Regions from separate parts of the Mus musculus genome. Here region 1 is linked to region 2. The links are chromatin loops, found by intact Hi-C in ENCODE. Cell type or tissue: left cerebral cortex. All regions are shown on one strand.

Region 1 (8,000 bases), 1.0 Mb before region 2:
AGTATATATTTTACTAGAGCGTTTTATTTCTTCCAGGTCAGCCTGGTGACAGAGATGACGTTGATGATCTTAAAAGTCAGCTAAGGCAGGCTGAAGAACAGGTCAATGACTTGAAGGAGAGACTCAAGACAAGTACCAGTAATGTGGAGCAGTATCGAGCCATGGTGACCAGCTTAGAAGATTCCCTGAACAAGGAGAAACAGGTACATAGAAGCCACACTGTCCTTAATTAAGAACTTGCTTGTTTATAAAGCAGTGTGTTATGGGTTAGGCTGACATCGTTTCTTTTACTTTTGGAAAGTTTTTGGGTCTAATAAGTCAAAACAAAAGTCACACGATTTAGAAAGCTCAGGCATTGGGGAGAATGAATATGAGTTATCTGCTGCTCGTGCATGACTCCGCGTCACGGTTGACAAGTGGGTACCTTTGAATAGAGAGCCATGCAGGTCATCAAAATAGTGGAAAGCTGTCAAGCCTCAATCGAGAGAGTATTCAGATAAGCATGTCAGGTTATTTTTGTGTGCTTATATGGAACCATTGATTCTTAATGTGTCATAGTTAGAAAATTTTCTTCAAAGGGTAGTGTAGTGGATTAAGGATATATTGTAGAGAGTACCACCACTTTTTAAAAATGCTGTTGTGACTGGCATCAATCCATATCTTTTACTGATAGACTAAGTAGATTTGGGCAAATGGATATGAGGCTGGAAGGGAAAATAAAGAGATTCAGATTTCAATATGGAAAAACCCAGGTTGAAAGAGAAGTTACGCTTCTAGATTTATGTGGTATATCTGCTTGGCTAATCATCTTAGGGATTCTTCTCCTAGTATAAGACAAATAGTAACTTTAGTTTGGTTCCAGTTCAGTTTAAATTGGGAAAAGTATTGCATATCATGTTATTACTCTTGTTTCTGGCTGCTTATGAAGGTGACTGAGGAGGTTCATAAGAACATTGAAGTTCGCTTGAAAGAATCAGCAGAGTTTCAGACACAGTTGGAGAAGAAATTGATGGAAGTAGAGAAGGAAAAGCAAGAACTTCAGGATGATAAGAGGAAAGCCATCGAGAGCATGGAACAGCAAGTGAGTTCACTGGGATTCACAGGAGCTTGCTTTCTTAGCAACCTGAGTTCACTTTATTAGTTCATAAGTTATACTTTGGTTTGTCTCATCAGAAATTGCTTGAATGCATACCTATGAATTTTAATTTTATATTTTCACTCAATTCTGTGCATCTGTATAAATTTCCTTTTGAAAAATTTAGATCACTTAACAAAATTGATTATTTAGTGCTGCTTTTTAGAAAGAAGCTCTGCCTTGGATTTTGCAGATAGTAGCCAGAGTTAAAAACTGTAGATTATATCAGATTATATAGCTGTATTCAGTTTACTTAAGTGGATTGTTTAATGTCTTAAGTATTTTCCCAGATTGTAATTAACTGTGGCTTACTCTTGTTTAGTTAAGTGAATTGAAGAAAACACTGTCTACTGTTCAGAATGAAGTACAAGAAGCTCTTCAGAGAGCAAGCACAGCTTTAAGTAATGAACAGCAAGCCAGGCGTGACTGTCAGGAACAAGTAAGTGTTCTTCTCATAGTTTCTGAGCAGTGTGTTTTAAGCCTCAGGTTGGATTCCAGCTTCCAGACATGTGAAAGCCCAGTGCTGTGGGAGGCGGAAGGTTGTAGGGTTGCTGGCTACCAGAAGGGTGCAGTGAGAGACCCTGTCTGAAAATAATAGACAGAGAGCTCTAGAGCAGGACACCCAAAGTCCTTTAGCCTTCACACATGTGCGTATATAACAGAAATATTGTGTGTGTGTGTGTGTGTGTGTGTGTCTAAGTATTAATTTGTGGATCTTAATCTTTATCGATGGGGGAATTGTTAATTGCAGGCTAAAATCGCTGTGGAAGCCCAGAATAAGTATGAGAGAGAATTGATGCTACATGCTGCTGATGTCGAAGCTCTGCAAGCTGCCAAGGAACAGGTTTCAAAAATGACATCAATCCGTCAGCATTTGGAAGAAACAACTCAGAAAGCAGAATCCCAGTTGTTGGAATGTAAAGCATCTTGGGAAGAGAGAGAGAGAGTGTTGAAGGTAATGTTGTAGGTCGCAGTAGAATGTTCTGAAGAAAGGAAAGGGTTTCTTATGTTTGTTTTTCCTGTACATTTGGGAAAACATTATGATGGACCCTTGGCTTGTAGGATGAAGTTTCCAAAAGTGTGTCTCGCTGTGAAGATCTAGAGAAACAAAACCGACTACTTCATGATCAAATCGAAAAATTAAGTGACAAGGTGGTCACCTCTATGAAGGATGCTGTGCAAGCGCCATTAAATGTATCTCTCAATGAAGAAGGGAAATCTCAAGAACAAATTCTAGAAATTCTTAGGTAAGTCAGCTACATTCTTACAGTGGCCCAGTAATGAGGAAGGCACGGACGTAGTGCTGTACAGCTCACTCCGCCTCAGTTGGCCAAGGAACCTAGTGCTCACTATTGATACTGAGATGAAATCCATGCTTGTAAGGTTGAATCTCATAGGAAGAACTTGAGCTGCTTTTTCTGAGAAACTAAAGATAAAGACCAGCTCTGCGTGGTGAGAAGGGCACATCTGTAATCCTAGAAGGCCAAGGTGGGAACTGGCCATTACAGGACAGCCTGGGCTACATAACAAGATCCCATTTCACGAAAGGAAAGGGAAACTAGATGTCTCAAATTATTTTAAAGATATTTTTTTCCTCACTAACCCCAGCTGCTTCTCCCTCTCGAGTGTTAGGATTATGGATGTGTGTCATTGGACACAGCCTAAAGATAATCTATCTTTAATTGTTTACTCACGTATTATTACTGAGTGTTTGTGTGCGTGCATGTCATGCACAAGTACTGTTATTTCCTTAGCCATTTTGTAGGCCCAGAATAATATGTTTCTGATGCTACTATCTAAGCCCAAAAGTAATCTGTCGTTGAAATATGAAAGTGAATACTAAAGTGATGCATTTTGTTGTCTTAATTCTCCAAGTTTTAAAACACTAAACTTAGAGTTTTCTAAAATTTTAACATGCCTTCTTGTAGATTTATTCGACGAGAAAAAGAAATTGCTGAAACTAGGTTTGAGGTGGCTCAGGTTGAGAGTTTGCGGTATCGACAAAGAGTTGAACTTCTAGAACGGGAGTTGCAAGAACTGCAGGATAGCCTGAATGTGGAAAGGGAAAAGGTGCAGGTATGTCCATACACCAAGCTTAAAGAAGGAAAGCTCATGTGTTTCTACCACGATACACTAATTTGAGCACTCATCCTAAAGTTGTAAATTTAGCATCTGTCCAGTATTGCCGAGTTGTGTGGTGATTAGAAGCTCTGTTGTAGAGGTCTGGTTTGGAATTCTGCTTCCATAGGATTAGCTCGATATGCTGAACATTGCTTAGCTTCCCTCCTCTTAGTCTCCTTGTCTGTAGATGAGAGGTAGGATTGAGATTGTGCATGCGAATCATCTGGACTGTAGTATACAGTATATAAAATTCCAGCTTTCTAATCTTTTGCAGCTGCTATATATAAATACCTTGTGATTCATTCTAAAATAAAAGTCTAGAGTCATTCTAGATAGAATAGATTGAAACTAAGAAATTAAACTAAACACACCATGGTAACTCCAAGCACTGGTGGCTCTCAACTCACTGCTGAGTCCATGAGCTCACTTACTGTACCTGTTACTAGAGTAACATAACTAAATGTTCAGAATCCTGAGCAGGTGTGGGAAGGGGAAAAGCCAGGAGTCAAAGTAACAGTACTTTAGAGCTCATACCAAAGTACAAGCAAAAATACCTGTAGTGCTGGCAGCATTTGTAGTCCTTTTTTCTTTAAGTCTCTTACATTTATTTAAACTCATTTGAAATTAACATGTCTCAGGAAAATAACCTGCAAGCTTTCAAAGTTTCAGTTAAAGTTGAAGTTTAAATTCTCTATACTTTTTTATTGGGAAGATTAGAACTGGTAGGAAAAAGACGAGTCTGAGTGCTGGTTGTTGATCTATGTGTTTGTCACTGTTTCAGGTAACTGCAAAAACAATGGCGCAACATGAAGAGCTGATGAAGAAAACTGAAACAATGAACGTTGTTATGGAGACCAACAAGATGCTACGGGAGGAAAAGGAAAGGCTCGAACAGAACCTACAACAAATGCAAGCCAAGGTTTGTGCCTTACCAGCTGAGCGCAGAAGCCCTTACTATTTATAAAGATACAGATTGCCACACCCACTCCAGGAGTGACTTGAGTGACAGGTCTAGAAGCTTGGCCGCAGTCCCGAGGCAAAAAGTTCACAGAAACTTAGTCACCTGGAACCAGGGCATCCTGTATAACGAGTGCTCCAAATCTGTCCTTGCTTTAGTAGAGAACGGATCCGTGTGCTTTCCTTCAGTATTGTTTTATTATAAGTGCCTCTAAGGATTGATTTTTTTTGACATATAGCTAAGTTAGATTAGCCTCCTCCAATGTCCCTATGTCCTAGGCAGTCCTTGAGCCAATCCTGGGCTTGGAATTCAGTAAGAATGTTGCCTATTAAGTGACGTTCAGAATTACCTCTAGTATTGTAAGGGAGACAGTGAAAGAAATTAGGCTTTACAGTTACTTGAATAGAGCTAGAAATCTCAGTCTACATAGTAAATACTTATGAACAATAATTGCCGAGTCACTCCCATACACAGGAATTTACAATGGCCTAGGAGGAAGGAAGGTTGTGGTTTTAGGAGGAACTGGGAGTGTTGTACTATTCATGAAAGGGTTAATCGTAAGAACTCCCCTGGTGCATGTTTTTCACTAGGTCTGGAGGATTAGCGTAAGTAGGTATGTACTAAGGGACCCCTGGTGGTGGGTTTAACAATAGACTAGCATTGCATCAGACCTTTCACCTGGCTCCTGTAAATAGCTGATTTTACACAGGGCTGATCATACCTCTATTGTAAACCTTGCCTGGTTCCTGCCAGTCATTTTGTATGCATTTTTTGTTTTGTGTCAGATAATTTCAATGTACCTCGTCTGACCTTAATGTATCACTTAACTTCTTTGTTTTCTGTAATATATAAAAGTCTCATGCTCACTTTGACAAATTACATTCAGATACAACACCCTTTTGTGTCTGTATTTGTTTGTCATTTTTCACTGAATCCCTGACTACCTTTACAGGACTGATTTTCCCACGGAGCAAGGGGCCCAACTGAGGCCAGTCCGCGGCACAGATTAATTTACCATTTGTTATAAACATACTTGGGACTCTTTTCAGGTGAGGAAACTGGAGTTAGACATTTTACCCTTACAAGAAGCCAATGCTGAGCTGAGTGAGAAAAGCGGTATGCTCCAGGCAGAAAAGAAGCTACTGGAAGAGGATGTTAAGCGTTGGAAAGCACGGAACCAGGTGAGTACAGTTAGCCATTTACTGACACAGAAATGAGCTTCAGCAGTGTAAGAATTAGAGATGGAAAATAGTTGTGAAACTAGTGAAAATTGCATTCACCATTAGAAGACTAATAGTTATAAGTCTATTGGGGATGAGACCATATAGCATAGTGCATTTAGTGAGAAGTCTACCTTGAAAATACTAGTTACGTAGCGTGTGACCTCCATGCGAGTTTTCTAACTTTGCTAGACTAGTTTTCTTCATTTGCAGGGCGTGGTGGCGCACGCCTTTAGTCCCAGCACTCGGGAGGCAGAGGCAGGAGGATTTCTGAGTTCGAGGCCAGCCTGGTCTACAAAGTGAATTCCAGTATAGCCAGGGCTATATAGAGAAACCCTGTCTCAAAAAAAAAAAAAAATCAAACAAACAAACAAAAAGAATATGGCTCTTAAAGCAGTGGTTTTTTTGGGGGAGGGGGAACTTTTGGGATAGCATTGTAAATGTAAATGAAGAAAATACCTAATTTAAAAAAAAATGTTTTTGGTGACAGAAATTAAACTCAGTTTCTCAGATACCGAGAAATTCTGTAGAATGGTAACCATTTAAGGATAAAGAAATATTTCAGAATTTCAGAGCACTTTTATTCTTCATTTTGCTCTTTGTAGACACACAATGAGGAAAGTCCAGTGAGATGGCTAATTGCAGTCTGGCCTGAAGACCTAAACTTAAGTCTCCAGAGCCAACATAAAGACAGTGAGAACTGACTTTTACAAGTTGACTTCCACATGTGTTTAATGGCATGTGCGCGTGCACAAACAAATATACACACTCACTCACATAAACATACACACACATTACATGCACAATAACATACTAAATGTTAAAAGAAAAAAAGAAACTTAAGTCAAATTCGTTCAAGTTCATTCACAGCTCTGAAAAATGATAAACAGTTAATAAAATTTGATGTTTTTTTGCCCGTCTATCTTGGCTAGATTTTGCTCTCCTAATTAAAACTTCAAACATGCTGTTTTGATACTTACTACTCTGTAGGCAAGACAGTTAAAGTGAATAAGCTAGATTTTTAATCACTTTACTATAGCACTTTGTGTTTAGATAACCTGACAGTATGCACTTCTATTTTTCTAGCAACTAATAAATCAACAGAAAGATCCAGACACAGAAGAATATCGAAAGTTGCTTTCTGAAAAGGAAATTCACACTAAGAGAATCCAACAGCTAAATGAAGAAGTTGGAAGGCTTAAGGCTGAAATTGCAAGGTATTAGGGATGAACGTTTTAAATTATATGTAGTGCACGATTTTCCCCATGAGATGAGGTCTCTCTGTAGCCCAGAGTACCCTAGGTCTAGTCCATGTGTAACCCAGGGTGGCCTTGAACTCAGTGTTTCCCTCCCAAGTGCTGAATGACAATATGTTCTCTGTGATCCTGCTTTGTAGGAAGGTAAAAGCCCTTCGCTGCGGCTCTTTGCCTTTGTTTCTTTTCAGTAAGACAACAAAACATTGAATTCTTTGTGTCCATATATCAAGGTTTTTTCTTGAGTATTTAAAAGCTACATGTTGTACCTCTAAAGCTAATTTCTTTTCTAACAATTGATAGTCAATAACGTACGTACAATTTATGTTTTTGTTTTTCTGTTCATAGCCTCTTTATGAAAATCTATAAAGCTTTTTGTTGTTGTTTTTTTTAATTGTGCTAATCCTGTCTCTTATTGAAAACTATAGCTTACAAATCTCTGTTACATGTTTTTTTCTTTATTCCAAACAGTATTTTGGCATGCTCAGTATGAGAGATACTATTTCTTTAAAAAAAGTAAAAACAAAGAGAGGAAGAAAGAAAAAGAAAAAAAGAAAATTCAAAAAGCTTGAGTTTATACTTGTACAAAGTTGGAATTAGCTGCTGCTCTTTTTAGGTTGTCTTGCTATGAAAGTTCAGTTCATGACATGTACAGTAGGACAAACTATATAGAATACTAACAGTTGTGCATAAAGAATAATATGTGAGGAAACTGTATATAGGCTTTAAGCCCCAGCTGACAAAGTTCCTCTGCCGCTTATGGGAAACCTGGAGACTCTGACCTACAGAGAACCCTTGGTCGCAGGTCTAGTGAGACTGCGTGCCGCCACTTGAGGGCTTCACTTAGCACTTCAGTGTTTCTTCAGAACTGGATTAGACCTGTGCAATAAGGTCTAATAAAAGACCAAAATCATAAAGTACATGTCTTTCAGGTGGAGGGAATTTTAATTAGAAAGCTATTATTAATTAAAGCAGTACTTAAGCTGAAAATTTGCCAAACATTGTGTATTTGGTTCTTTTAAGAAACCTCTCCTCTTTTTTTTCAAAGATCAAATGCATCCTTGACTAACAACCAGAATTTAATCCAGAGTCTGCGGGAAGACTTAAGTAAAGCACGGACTGAAAAGGAAGGCATTCAGAAAGATTTAGATGCCAAAATAATTGATATACAGGAAAAGGTCAAAACAATCACTCAAGTCAAGAAAATTGGACGCAGGTACAAGACTCAGTTTGAAGAACTGAAAGCGCAACAAAACAAGGTATTTTGAGGAAATGTAATCCCCAGCCCTAATTTTGACTGTTAATGGTTTTTA
Region 2 (8,000 bases):
TGATATTACCATGTTGAACCAGAAAAGATTAGAAAGATATAAAAAGAATTTTCAGACAGGTTTTGAAATTTTCCTTCAATAGTGGACTAGATAATTTTCAGTTTTCTTTTTCTAACTTATTAATTTTATTAGGATCCTCTTATATTGTACTGCCTAACAGAATAATCCAGGAGGCATATCTTTTATGCAGCATTATATATCCTATTGCACATACATGCCTGAACTATGAAACAGAACCTTTCTCGATTTCAAATGTGGTAGTTTAGTTTGTATAAATGAATTCTTTTTGGACCATCACTATCCGAACTAAAAACTAAGTTACTTTTTTGGGCCTGTATTTTATTCTAAGTTTTTGAACAAAGCCTAGTATATGAAGTTTATCAAGCTCATATCTGTAATTCCCGAATTTGAGAAGCTGAAGTAGGAGGATAATGAGTTTGAAGCCAGCATAGGCTACATAGTTCCAGAAGAGTCGTAGCTATATAGTGAGCTCCTATCTCAAGAAAGAAAAGTATAAAGACAGTAATACAATGATGTTTGTCACTCCTTGCTTTTGCTTAGAAAACTGTCATTTGAGCAGAATCGTCCGATGGTGTTAGATCCCAGAATCAGTGATAAAAATGTGCTACTACATTCAAAACAGCTAATGGTTTTTAAAAACTTTAACTATCCTCAGTGTCTGCTGAGTAGCAGTTCCTGAACTTGACCGTTAGTCATCAGAAAGATGAATCAAGTACAACTGCTGCCCTTTTATTGTTTACTGTAAGAAAGGCAAAAAAGAGCCGGGCATGGTGGCGCATGCCTTTGACCCCAGCACTCGGGAGGCAGAAGCAGGCGGATTTCTGAGTTTGAGGCCAGCCTGGTCTACAGAGTGAGTTCCAGGACAGCCAGAACTACACAGAGAAACCCTGCCTCGAAAAAAGAATGAAAAGAAAAGAAAAAAAGGCAAAAAAGGAAAGATTTTACGCACGAGTGAATGAGGGACTGAGAATGTGAGGGAGCAGAGATGGGACGAATGATGGCAGCATCAAAAATTGAATTTGAATTCTTAAGGTTTTAAATTACTGAGCATACTGACTGAAGCCTGAGATTCGGTCCGTTACCTTTCTCTTTGGAGCTTGCCTGTGCATTGGTATCAGCTGGTCTTATGGATTCTGATTCCCACTTTGTAAATGTTCCTTTCCTGTGGCATGCGCGCCTTCAGAACATCCTTAGAAGAAACAAATTGCAAGTCCATCTGTCTCCTTTTCTGCACTGCTAAAGTTTTTGAAAAAGCAACCACACTGGTTTTCTGTGTTTCCTTTCTATTTGGTCATCTATTCTCTGTAGTTTTTAAAGATCACAGGAAGCTGGGCAGTGGTGGCGCACACCTTTGATCCCAGGAGGCATATATAGGTTTCTCAGATTTCTAGACCAGCTTGGTCTACAGAACCAAGTTCCAAGACATCCAGGGCTACACAGAGAAACTCTGTTTAAAACAAAATAAAAAATAAACAAACAAAAGATTACAGGAGACTATCTACCACATACAGCAGTCTTAATCTTTCCAGCTGTAATGCTTAGTTTTGTGTATTTCTTTTACCTATTATTCTCCTTTAGCGTCTCCATCTCCTCGGTTCTTCTACCCATTCATTCATTCATTCATTCATTACTGAGCTCCAGACATAAAACTTCAGCTGCCTATTGGACACCATTGCTGTAAGGCGTACGGAAAACACACCCTGTTGAAATTTCCGTTTTTCTTGTCCTCTATCTTCCTACCAGAAAAGTCCCTTTCCTCCTTTGGCTGATGGCACTGTTATCCACAGCCACAAAAACTCAGAGACCACCTTTACTTTGCCTCCTACCCATACCTCTCAAAGCCCAAATCCTCTTCCTTTCCCCCCCCCCCACTTTCTCTCCTCCCATACCTTTCTGAGACCATTTTCTCACCACCCCGATTGCTGCTACAGCTCCCAGATGCTTCCCCCAAGCACTTACATGCAAATCATTTACCATTCCCCAAAGAATAAAGTCTGAGCTAACAGAATTCTTTACTACTTTGACTTACGCCCCGCTTTACCTGTGTGTTTTCCACCCAGCCTACCCACCCTCAAATGTATTACTTTATAGACAAGGGCTGTGGTAGCTGGAAATTTTATACCACAAACTTCTTGTTCCTGAAGTCACTTTCGGATTTATAAGACTGGTCACCAAGTCTACTTAATTGAATTTCTATTCATAACCTAAGTCATGAGATTGTGTTCTTGATGGATTAACTCTTAGCAAGTAATGCTCTCAGCCACTTGTTACAATTGACTGGCCCTCCCTTGCTTTCATGCTACCTTACATCTGATACTCCTTTCATTTTACCTATTGTTACAGTTAAAAATTAGAATGTTAATCGCTCACATGTAACTAAAGTTTTTTGAAGACACAAAACATGCATTATAGCTCTCAAACTATTTTGTACAGGACAGAATTTTTTTTGTTTGTTTTCTGTCTTTCTGACATGGTCTCATTTGTCCCAGGCTGGCTTTGAATTCATTCTGTGGTTGAAGGCTCTGAACACCCTGCCCTCCAACCTCTATATCTGTGTGCTAAGCTCCCAGGTGTGCACCACCGCGCCCCGTTTATGTGGTCCTAAGGGTCAGACTCAGCTTCCTGGATGCTGGAACGGCAGTCTATCCACTGAGCTCCACCTGAGCTCCCAGGCGAGAATCATTCTCCATGCAGTTACTTTGACTCAATACAATTTGAAAGCTGAAAGGTGCACAGTAGAGTTTTTCTCTGTAACTTTTTGCATTCTGAAATACATTTGCCATTTTCTAAACTGAACTGTAGCAGTCCCCATGAGGTAGCAGGCTCTATAGAAAACAAAAGCATAAATGTCAACATGGTGTGAACAACTGAAAATGGATTAGGGAAAATTGTTAAAACAGTTTTCTGACTCTTAAAATTTTTTTCTTTTCAGAGAGACACATCTCAATTCAAAGGCGGCTTGCTGACCTGGAGAAGTTAGCTTTTGGGACTGAAGGAGATGTTGACTCTGCCAGTTCATTGAACTCAGATAATCCAGGCACAGGTATTTCCATGTTTGGGGCTACACACACACACACACACACACACACACACACACACAAACATACATTCAGGCACACCCAGGCACAGGCAGACATGTATACATGCATGCACACAGATACACTCACATGCACACTGAATATCTATTTTGTCCTTTTTTGATTTCTTTAAGGTGTCATACATATCTTTTTGTTGTCATTGTTCAGTTTTTAATTTTTATTTTGAGACATTCATTTAACTTGTAATGGGTCATCATTTTTCAACTCATGAAAACTGTTAAGAATAAATTTATTCCCATTGAAGTAGAACAATAGTAAAATAAACTCCTTGAGTTAATTTCACAGTTAAGGACTGTGTTTCTATAAGGTGGTAATTGAATTAACAACAAGTTTTTGACATCCTGAAACAGTATCATAGCTGGGACTGGAGAGGTGGCTCAGTGGTTCTGAGCACTGGCTGCTCTTTCAAAGGACTTAGGTTCAAGTCCCAGCACCCACATGGTGGGTGCCATCTATAACTCTAGTTCAGGTGATCTAACACCCTCCTCTAGGCCCCAAGCATGGCTACGATGCACAGACACCCATGCAGGCAAAACAAGTACACTTAAAATAAAGATAAGTGACATAGCAGTTAAAATTCCCTGGTATAAAAGGGAGGCAGCATAGTTGGTACAAAAGTTCTAAATGACATCATCAGTGCTCCACTGTCCTACCTCTCCCTCCCTCTCCTTCCTTCCCCCTCCCTCCTTCCATCTCCCTCTTTCTTTAATATTTTATTTATTTGGTGAGAAGAGCGTGCCATGCGTGTCAGTCAGCTCCTCCCTCCGTGTGAGTTTCAGACTGAGGCTTTACTCAGTGGGTACCTTACCCACCGAGCCATCTCCTGCCCTGTGTTACCGTTCTAGTGCTTAGTGCTCATGTTTGTCTAAGATTGGCACTCTATACAAAAATTAATTATACTTAGTCTTGCATTATTCTCTTTGTGAAAGATATTTATCTGTTGAATTAAAATATCATTATTGATTTGTTATTTCTGTATATTTTATTGCTTTGAGCTTAAATTTGAGGCTTGAATTCTTACTTGTCTGCCGGCTTATTGGTGGGGGCAGGGCAGCAAGCAGTGTGTGGTCCTGGGCATTGAGCACAGGCTATCAGACTTCACTGCCTTACTACTGAGCCATCTTGCTGGCCTGAGATTATAACTCTTGAACACTTTATAAGAGTTATTATTTGAAGTGTACTGTATTGCTAAGTTAATGCTCTGTTTTGATGATCCATATTGTCTTTTCAGGAGTACTTCATAAAGAAGGGAAAACGTAAATGTAGTAATACAGTGAGAGTCAGGTGTGATGGTTTTACCAGGTCCCTGGTCTCAGAATAGCAATGCATTGTATTTTGTCTTCTGTTTTTCTTTCCCTGTCTTTGGCTGTTGTTGCCACTGCTGGAGTAGTAGGGAACCATAGCAGATGCTCAGGCATCTCTCCTGAGGCCCAGCCCTTCTAGAAATGCCATATTGCTGCTTTCCCATTCTAAATTGCTGAGTGGTGGTCTCTTGGCAAGAGTTTAGCTGGAGGGAATTTCGCTTTTCGAACTTCTCTGTTCCTGCTGGCAACAACCATCATCAGGAGCCACAGATAGCAGAGTCTCAGAGCTAAAGATAGTCATTGTTGAAATGCTACAGTTCTTGTTGAAGGACATCCAGGCTCAGAAACAACCCTTTTCCTCTTTATCTAAGGGAGGGATGGTGAGTGCACGGGGAGGCTCCTGTTACTGTGTAGCTGACCCAGGCATTAACAGCTGATTGTCTGTGCTTTTTCTCCTTTTTAAGAAAACAGTCAAACTTGCCCGCTGTGTCCTAAGGAAAAGTTCAGAGCTTATAGTAGTCACAAGCTTCGTCGACACCTTCAGAATTTACACTGGAAAATCTCAGTTGAATTTGAAGGTTAGTATTTTTCTGCTTACCTCAGAATAATGTATACGAAATTGAACATTTGTACCAGCTTTGGAATTTTATTGTAAACATAGGCAAGTATTTTCACTTTCTATTATGATGATTTAATGTCCCCACTCAATGTATTTGATAAAAGACAGCATACAGTTATATAGGCAATAAACAATGCCAGTTAGTTCAGTGACATGCATTAGCCGTCTAAGACTGTGATGTATTGGGTGTCTCTGACATGGGAGTTCCTGTTGCTTAGTTAACAACGTTTTAGTCAGTTTCTTCTCCTCTTGGAGAACAGCTACTGTTTATAATTTAAAAGACAAAGTAATTGCAGAAAAGCAAGAAAATTTAAAAATTGGTATTAATATTAGAAAAAAGTCAATAGTTGAAAATTTTAGCATGTTGATAGAATTTAAGACAAATACTTAGAAATTACAGCCTTTATAATAGGTAAGTAGAAATTATTAAAAATATACTGTTATAATGACAAAAATGATGTAATTTGAAAGAATCAATTTTTTTAAAGATTATTTATGTATTTATTTATTTTATGTATATGAGTACACTGTAGCTGTACTGATGGTTGTGAGCCATCATGTGGTTGCTGGGAATTTGAATTCAGGACCAATACTTGCTCAGCCCACCTCGCTCCGACCCAAAGATTTATTTATTATTATATCTAAGTACACTGTAGCTGTCTTCATATATACCAAAAGAAGGTGTTAGATCTCATTACAGATGGTTGTGAGCCACCATGTGGTTTCTGGGAATTGAACTCAGAACCTTCAGAAGAGCAGTCAGTGCTCTTAACCGCTGAGCCATTTCTCCATCCCAGGGAATAAATTTTTAACAAGTAGGATCATAAGAAAAAGAAAAAAAAAAAGACAAAAGCCCCATCAGACTGAGAGACTAGATTCTGAGACAGCAAAGTGTCATAGTTTCTTCAGGAAAAGTTATGACATCTTTTACTTTTTAAAATACATACATTAATTCCTCATGTAAGTTTCTTACCAATAAAATAACCAATAGACAAGAGTTAGAAACAGTGATAGAGAGATGTGTGAAGATATTCATTGCACCACGTTCTTTGTGACAAAAACTCAGAATTAAAAGGAATATTGACTACATGGTGGTACGTGTGGGTGGGTGTATCATATGTGGCCACTGAAAAGAATACATTTTATATATTGTACCAAACGTCAAAGTTTTTATTTACATAGTAAACTACAGTCTTAGTTAAGATGTTATTACTGTGATTGTGACCAAAAGCAACTTGGAGAGGAAAGAGTTTTTTCATATTATAGCTTGTAGTCAGTCCATCATCCAGGGAAGTCAGGGCAGAAACTCAAGAAAGTAACGGAGAGGCAGGAGCTGCTTACCGGCCTGCTCCTCATAGCTTGCTCAGCCTGCTTTCTTATGGCACCAGGCACTGCCCACAATCAGCCACATCAATCAATCAAGAAAATGCCCATAGGCCAGTCTAGTGCATTTTCTCATTTGTGGTTCCTGCTTCCAAAATGGCTCTAAGTTGACATAAACTAGCCAGTACAACTACTAATGAAAATAGCAATCTATGGGGCAGATTTTTTTTTAATATTCCATTTGTATAAAACTGGAAATCATCCCCTCAAGAAAAACCTCAGAATACCAATCTAATACCCAAATGCGTATGGGAACACACACACACTTCCTTAAACATGGGTATCCATACACACTGGTATATAGTTATGTGATATAGAGATTGTTGACTGTGCGGACAGCCAGCCTCCTCTCACTGAGTTCGTGATTGCCTGGGAGGAAGAGAAGTTTTCTTTACTCGGTTAACCACTAGGAAGGCGCCTGCCTGTACTTCTGGAAGCACAGCCTCACCTGCATTCCTATAAGTAACAATGAAATCGGGATTAAGATTCTTCTGTCAATAAGACTTGAAAGTAGGAGGGGAGCGGGGGGCGGGGATCAGCAGGAGTGAGGTGGGGACAAGGTATGATAGTTTCTGTCATAGTTAACAGGTACTAAAGTAACAGGCAATATTTTAAAGGGAGATAGTGCACAAGGAATGAGGAATGTGAGACAAGTCACAAATTCTTGGGTTTGGGACTTGAGTAATTAAGAAAATGGAGTAGCCCCTTATTGAACCATTGGCAGCTGCAGTCAAAACATATGGGACGTAGGCCAGGGCCAGCTCTAGGCGTAAGACGAGATACACTTTGGGGAAGATATCCAATGTCCTGTAAGCTATATGAATGTGAAACTTAAGGGGCTAGAGATAGACGTTTGGAGATGTTAAAATATAGGTAGTATTTAAAGCCATGAGATTTAACGAGATATTAAAATATAGGTAGTATTTAAAGCCATGAGATTTAACGAGATAACCTTTGGTATATGTATCAATAGAAAAAAGCCATCTGGAGCTGAGACCTTGGGCACTTCAACAGTACACAGCGGGAGACATGACGTAAAGCACTAGGATAAGGTGATAAGGAGCAGACTTCTGGGTTGCAGAGACTAGAAGTCATTTTGTAAGCTTAATAAAACTAAAGAGATTTGGCTTAAGAAAATGTATAGCAAGTATGATATAGCTCAATGATAGAGCAATTCCTTAACATCTAGACGACTCTAGAATTTATCCCTTAGAATTACCCAAAAACAGAAAGAAAGAAGGGGAGGCAAGAGAACTGAAGAAAAAGACTAACGTAGCATAGTCTGACCTTAACTAGCTCCATGGCTAAACATAACATCGTTCTCCTGCTCCTGCCCCTGCCGCTACCGCTACCGCTGCCGCTGCTGCTACCTCCCAAGTGCTGGCTTTGCAGGCATGCTGCACAGTACCCAGGATTTTGACAAATGAATTTTGAGATGGTTATCAATTAAAATTCCTTAAACATTTAGAGGCCAGGTGTGGTGGCGCACGCCTTTAATCCCAGTACTTGGGAGGCAGAGGCAGGCGGATTTCTGAGTTCGAGGCCAGCCAACACAGCGAGTTCCAGGACAGCCAG

Evidence for each region. A loop is a pair of places that touch in the nucleus more often than their neighbours do. Peaks named below come from ENCODE experiments on the same cell type or tissue, not always from the same donor. Only the 100,000 strongest peaks of a DNase experiment are listed, where the experiment ranks them.
Region 1: a loop joins it to region 2, with 2.8 times the contacts of the local background. A loop is called at or near these places in 7 of 42 quality-filtered maps.

Annotation. Positions count from the first base shown.
Region 1 is chr1:150,421,600-150,429,599 of GRCm38, forward strand. It overlaps Tpr (translocated promoter region, nuclear basket protein), which reads left to right. Exons shown (of 52, transcript NM_133780.3): 23 at 37-203; 24 at 929-1,081; 25 at 1,458-1,574; 26 at 1,887-2,090; 27 at 2,198-2,382; 28 at 3,064-3,211; 29 at 4,038-4,175; 30 at 5,264-5,395; 31 at 6,521-6,651; 32 at 7,736-7,946. Among named protein-coding and RNA genes, the nearest start is that of Odr4, 33 kb to the left of the region's middle. In left cerebral cortex, a CTCF peak has its summit at 4,880; no DNase peak of the experiment used is centred here.
Region 2 is chr1:151,430,841-151,438,840 of GRCm38, forward strand. Trmt1l (tRNA methyltransferase 1 like) reads left to right here. Exons shown (of 15, transcript NM_026876.4): 2 at 2,954-3,064; 3 at 4,888-5,001. Among named protein-coding and RNA genes, the nearest start is that of Trmt1l, 6.3 kb to the left of the region's middle. In left cerebral cortex, no CTCF peak of the experiment used is centred here; no DNase peak of the experiment used is centred here.